Linked DNA regions of Homo sapiens: region 1 is linked to region 2. Evidence: chromatin contacts called from ENCODE Hi-C or POLR2A ChIA-PET data. All regions are on one chromosome and are shown on one strand. Each heading gives the region's core, a stretch centred on a gene start or an enhancer-like site at or near the end of the contact. The rest is flanking DNA. Distances are from core to core; before and after follow the strand shown.

Region 1 (2,700 bases), core at 16-2,515, 3.6 Mb after region 2:
ACCATATCTGAAACCAATAGATACGATGTGTTAGCAGCTCCAGAGAAATGAGGTACATTGTCACAAAGATTGGTATGTAAAGTCCCTAGCAAGGACTTTCACTAGATAGTATATCATCTGAGGATGAGAACCAGTGGTGTAGATTTTTCTCATAATATAATCTCAGGTTTTCCTCTGATTGTGTTAAACACTCAAAATGCTAAGTCAGTCAGTATTCATTGAACACAACTCGATTAAATTCTTCTGCTTAAAAGCCTCTTTTAAAAAAAGCAGATTTGCTCGTTTTCCAAGTGGTAAGAAATAGCAGGTTTGCAGGTGAGATTAAAGTGTATTGGGTAGAATTCTGAGGTTTTCTGTTTTCTGCTTTCCCACCAGCAAGTCTGACTTTAATAACTTACACATTATTTAATAGAAGGAGCACTAAACAATTTTACTCATATTTCTCCCCATAACCATTTTTGCCTATTGTACTCATTGCCCGCATCACGAGCTCTTAGAATGGTTCCTGGCACAGAGTAGGTGCTCAAAGATCTTTTGTTTGGGGAATGCATGAATATACATAGTATGAAAAAAAAAGCAGTTCTTCTTTTATTGTGACAAACAATGATGGTAACAGTTCAAATTTGACTATTTTAGAATAAATAAGTAAACACTTGTCTCCTTAGCAGCTGGCCACTCTACCTCTTAGAGAGAGGGCTTTCTTCTCTTTCTTCTCGGTCTCCTGTCTCCCACCATTTTGCTTCTCTATTACCAATGAGAACATGAGTGGCATGGTCCCAAAGCCTTTCTGTTCCCCCTATCTCCACTTTTCGGTTTTTAGAATAACGATCCCCAGCCTTTAAGTTTTCTATAGGATTCGTTAGCCAGTGGCTATTAAGTGCTGTCACGGAGCCTAACAGAGAGCTGGGAAGGGAGCAAACCAGCGGGCCGGTGGTGCACTACTCGAGGGCCAGCACCTGCAGCTGCTTCTTTGGGAACCCCCTGGTCCCCGCAACCGCCTCAGAGACCCGCGCAGTTCACTGTCCCACCAAGCGGCAGGAGGAGGTGCTTGTGGCGGGAAAGTTCAGGCCAGGTCCAATCAGGCCCCTGGGATTAGGTAGCGAGGGTGGGTGCGGCTCCCCGGCCCCAACCCGGGCTGCCGGCCCCGCCCCCTGGGTGGGCTTCCCCACGGTTCTCCGCCCCCCCCCCCCCACCCGCCCCCTCGGCGCTCTTGCCCCGCCCCGCTCCGGGGCCGCGGCTAAAACCCGGAGCCGCCGCGACGCCCAGGGGACTGGAGGGACGCACTGAGCATGTGCAGATCAGCTCGGTGGTGGCTGCCGCGGCCGGAGGCGAGGGCCCGGTGCTGATGCGAACCGCCGGCTCGGCCTCAGCCCGCGCGTGGTCGGCCCCCCAGGCCGGGGCGACAGGGAAGGAGCCGTAGCCTCCCCGTGGCCCGAGGAGCCGGCGCGGCGGCGCGCACTCCCCGGCGGCCGCGGCGCCCTCGGGGCCCACGATGATGGCGGAGCAGGTGAAATGCGCCTCGGCAGGGGTCAGCTCTGGAGCGGGCTCCGGGCCGGTGGTGAACGCGGAGCTGGAGGTGAAGAAGCTGCAGGAGCTGGTGCGCAAGCTGGAGAAGCAGAACGAGCAGCTGCGGAGTCGAGCGGCCAGCGCGGCCGCCGCCCCGCACCTGCTGCTGCTGCCGCCGCCGCCGCCCGCCGCGCCGCCCCCCGCTGGCCTGCAGCCTTTGGGTCCTCGGAGCCCCCCGGCCGCCACGGCCACCGCCGCGGCCTCAGGGGGCCTGGGGCTCGGGCTGGCGCTGGGCGCGGGGGGCGGTGGCGGCAGCGGTAGTGGCAGCGGCGGTGGCTCCAGCCCCGCGTTCCCGGGCACCTTCTGCCTGCCTAGCCCCGCGCCCTCCCTGCTTTGCAGCCTGGCGCAGCCACCCGAGGCGCCCTTCGTCTACTTCAAGCCGGCAGCAGGCTTCTTCGGCGCGGGCGGTGGCGGGCCGGAGCCGGGGGGCGCGGGGACGCCGCCAGGGGCAGCTGCAGCGCCGCCCTCGCCGCCCCCCACGCTGCTGGACGAGGTGGAATTGCTGGATCTGGAGAGCGTAGCCGCCTGGCGGGACGAGGACGACTACACCTGGTACTGCCTGGCTCCGCTCCTTCCCCGAGACCCTGGCCTCGGGGGCTTCGGGCACCGGGGAGCGGGGGCGGGGGGCGGACGGGGGTCCCCTCGCGGCAGCCGGGGTGACTCCCCGCGGCTCCCGGAGGGGCCGACCCAGCAGGTGTTGAGCCAGGCGGTGACACTTCCCACGATGAGGCTTCTCATGAAGGCAGAAACCTGTTTTCTAATCGCTCCGACTGCGGATGAACCGGCCCCCCCTTCCCCCCATCTGCCATGGGTTCTGCTATTTGCTGATTGTTGGGTCCCAAGCTCCTCGTTAGCATTAAGTGCAAAATCCATGTCATCTTGTCTTTTTGCTCAGTGCTGCTCTTTTCCCCAGTGTTTTCGGAGGGATGACGGGGGATGGTAGGGGTTGGCCTCTGTCTGCGACTGTTACTGTTCTTTCGTTTTAAACGAACGCTGGACAGGATTTGCGTGCTCTTCCTCCTCGGGTGGCATCGGAAGCCGCGCAGTGATGGATCTCTCTTTATAGAGAGGTTCGTTCTTGCTGTTTGAATTTTGCAGTCGTGTGCCCTTTTGCGTTGCATTTTCATTGAAATC
Region 2 (3,030 bases), core at 240-2,739:
ACCAACTAATGTCGCGGAGGTCAAGTCTGAACCCTCAGAGTGAGCTTCTGAGGCAAGAAGTGGCTCCCAGGCCGGCTCTGCGGGTTCCCGGCCCGGGTGGACGTACAAAGTTGCCCCTTGTCAACTCCGGCCAGGTCCCCCGTAATTGAAAATAACAGCCACCGGCCAGCCCCTGGCTACTTGCATGGACCAGGCACTGTAGCAAGTGACAGTTACACATCATTACGACCAGAGACAATAATGAATGTAGCACCAGGAGCACTATTCATGCCAGCAGTGTCATCTCCGCCTTAACCCCTTCCCCTCCACTCTCTCCAGCGCGCACACACAGCCCACACGGTCCCGGTGCGGAGCTATTCATCCACCCCGCTCGAGGCCGGGGGGCCAACTACTTCCACGAGCCCCCCCTCCCCCCCAAGTTCAGCCCTGGGGTTTTATTTCACATCCTTGGCAACTGTCAGGCAAACACTGCAACCAACAATTCCACTAGGGGTAGAAAAACACTTGCTTAATTCACGTTACTTGATAACTTCTTCTGGAAAAAAAAAATTAGGGGAGGTGGGGAAGAAACCTCCTTCTTTCTTCTCCACGAATCCGACCGACGCTACTTGCTTTGCAACAGCATCGCCCTTCCCCGGCCCCCTCCCGCTTCCCAGCACTTTCCCCCTTTAAGAACACAGACCAACCAAAATGATTTAACTTGAGCAGATGACAGAAGGAAAATAAAACACGTTAAGAGAATACGGTCTGATTTGGGATGGCAAAAAAAAAAAAAAAAGAGGAGGGGGTTGTTTATTTTGATAAGAAACGGAATCGGCACAGACCTGAACAGAAGCTGCAGAGCAGGAGAAATTGTTTTCTTTCCCTCACACAGAGTCCCCCTCTCTCTCTCCCTTTCTCTCTCTCACACGCGCGCGCGCACACACACACACACACTCGCACACACACGGCGTCACCCGCGCACACGCACACGCAGAGCCTCTCAGCGGCTCTCTGCAGTTCTCAGGAAATGAATGGGGGGCAACCCGGGGAACTGTTGTACTTGCAAATGACTTACCCGGATCACATGATGCGCTAAATGTAGGGTGGGCCGGTGGGTGGAGGCTGCCGAGTTGCGAGCCCCGGTCTAGTGTGGGGAGCCTCGCCAGGCCCGCATCGAATTACCCCGGGGCCCAGCCGAGGGGGTTGCAGGACGCCGCTTCTCCTCCCTCGCAGCCCGCAGCTCAGGAAACCGGAGAGGCGCTTGGGGTGGGGTGGGGTGGGGTGCTGTGAGGGGGGGGGCCGAAAACAAGAAACCCCCAAACAAAAGAGCTCCGGGTCCTCCTCCCCAGAAACAAAGCCCCGCCGCTGCCGGCGAGCCCCGGGGTGGGGCCGAGGGCGGGGGCGGCGGCGGGGAGGGGCTCGCTCAGCAGGCGCTAAGTCGCTTTATTGCCATAAAATGGGGCCCCCGAGCCGCTCCGCCCGAGGATTAGGAGGCGGGCTCTGAGTGTGATGGTTGAAATCCCCTGTGGGAAACTAACCCCTCCCCGCTCGCAGAGGTAGAAGGCAACACCCACTGCCCGGCCCTCGCCTCCCCGCCCGGACCGCCGGGCTGGGTCCGCGGCGCCTCCACCCCGCCCCACCCCGCCCCACCCCTGCCCCCGCCCTCCGGCCCCGGGCCTCGGCAGCGCTTCCCTTTCACCTGCACCACTTTGCTGCGGCACCCCAAATAACCCACACATGGCCCTGGGAGCTCGGGGAGTCGTCGGCCGAGGGGGCCCGCGGGGGCTTGCGGCGGGAGGGACCCCTGGAGAGCAACTCGCTGGGCAAGGACTCGCGCCGAGCCGCGAGAAAGTCTCCTCTTTTGTGTCAGAGCGCGCCAGACAGGCTTAGGAGAATTCGGGGACCCAAAAAGCGTGCAGCCCGCTTGGGCCCCCACCCCTCGCCGCACCCGCCCGGGTGGGGGCGCGCAGTGGAGGGAGGGGGCTGTCGCCCGGGTCGTCCCCGCGGCTCGCCCGCCAGCGAACTTGGAAAGGTGTGGGCGGAGCCGGCCGGGACTGTGGGGCAGCTCGCGGGGACCGCCCCTGGGCGCCGGGCATCGCCCGCGCCGGGCAACAATGGGGTCAGGCAGGGGCAGCCCCGCGGGCGGTGCCCCCCGCGCGCCGGTGGGGCGGGCGGAGGGCCGGGCGCGGCAGGCAGGGGAGTCATTGTTTGGGTTCCGGAGCGACGCACGTTGCGGGCGAAGCGGGGGCGCCCCTTTTCCCTGCGCTTCACCTTGGCGGGATGAATGGGGGCGAGGCGGAGATGCGCGCCTGGCCTCGCCACCCCAGCGAAGGGGCCCCTGCCTGCGCCAGTTCTGTGGGAAAGCACGCAAACTTGGAGGACTGGGGCAGAGGAAGCGGGATCTGCAGACCCCCGCGGGGCCCGGGGGCGGCGGGGAAGGGAGTCCAGCTCCACTGCCCCACGCCCAGAGCGGAGCCCCAAGAAGCGGACGGCCCGGAGCCGAGTCCTTGACGCTCTCCCCGGCAGCCCCTCCCTCCCCGCCTCCGCGCCCCGGGGAGCGGATCCGCGGGATTGTGGGGCGGGAGAGGGAGGAGGCGGCCGGGCGGCCCTGCAGTTCCCGCGGCGGCTCGGAGGGCGCGGGGTCAGCGCCGAGCCGGAGGGTCGGCGGGGGCGGGGAGCAGACGGGGCGGAAGCGGCCGGGCGGGCGGGGCGCGCGGCGGACGGAGGCGGGAGGCTGTGGGCCCGCCTCCTCACCATCCTAGGTGAGCGCGGCGCTCCGGGCACGACAGTATTCCCCTGCCCCGCGCCCCCGGCCCGGCCCGCCCCGCGTGGGAAATCGCCAGGGCTGTGGGAAGGCCGGGAAGGGGAAGTTTGTGTGCAGAGAGAAAGCTTTGCTGTACTGTGGCGTGGAGTGGGGTGGGAAGAGAAACAAGGGAGAGGCCGAGAAACAGGAAATGAGAACGAAGGCACGAATGTGAGCCAGGGCCAGCTGGGCTCCCCATCGGTGTGGCGGTTTCCAGCCACTTCAGGCGCGGTGTGCGTTCCTAA

Evidence for each region. Hi-C counts contacts between places; a loop is a spot of excess contacts on that map. ChIA-PET counts read pairs that join two places held with the same protein, here RNA polymerase II (POLR2A). Pooled maps may share reads with other maps.
Region 1: a map of naive thymus-derived CD4-positive, alpha-beta T cell shows a loop between it and region 2 (14-fold over the local background). The contact joins the promoter of SLAIN1 here to the promoter of KLF12 in region 2. A Hi-C loop is called at or near these places in 1 of 168 maps with a recorded cell type or tissue (naive thymus-derived CD4-positive, alpha-beta T cell), 2 of 37 single-sample maps with no recorded cell type and 11 of 50 pooled maps. POLR2A ChIA-PET finds 5 or more read pairs at or near these places in 1 of 52 experiments (B cell).

What each region holds. Positions count from the first base shown.
Region 1 is chr13:77,696,422-77,699,121 of GRCh38, forward strand. It overlaps SLAIN1 (SLAIN motif family member 1), which reads left to right and starts at 1,266. Exons shown (of 7, transcript NM_001242868.2): 1 at 1,266-2,118. The coding sequence starts at 1,493. It overlaps MIR3665 (microRNA 3665), which reads right to left and starts at 1,695; the gene lies at 1,591-1,695. RefSeq lists silencers at 1,024-1,583, 1,784-2,023, 2,184-2,333.
Region 2 is chr13:74,132,915-74,135,944 of GRCh38, forward strand. It overlaps KLF12 (KLF transcription factor 12), which reads right to left and starts at 1,490. Exons shown (of 8, transcript NM_001400136.1): 1 at 1,058-1,490. RefSeq lists enhancers at 1-147, 178-227 and a silencer at 1,237-2,986.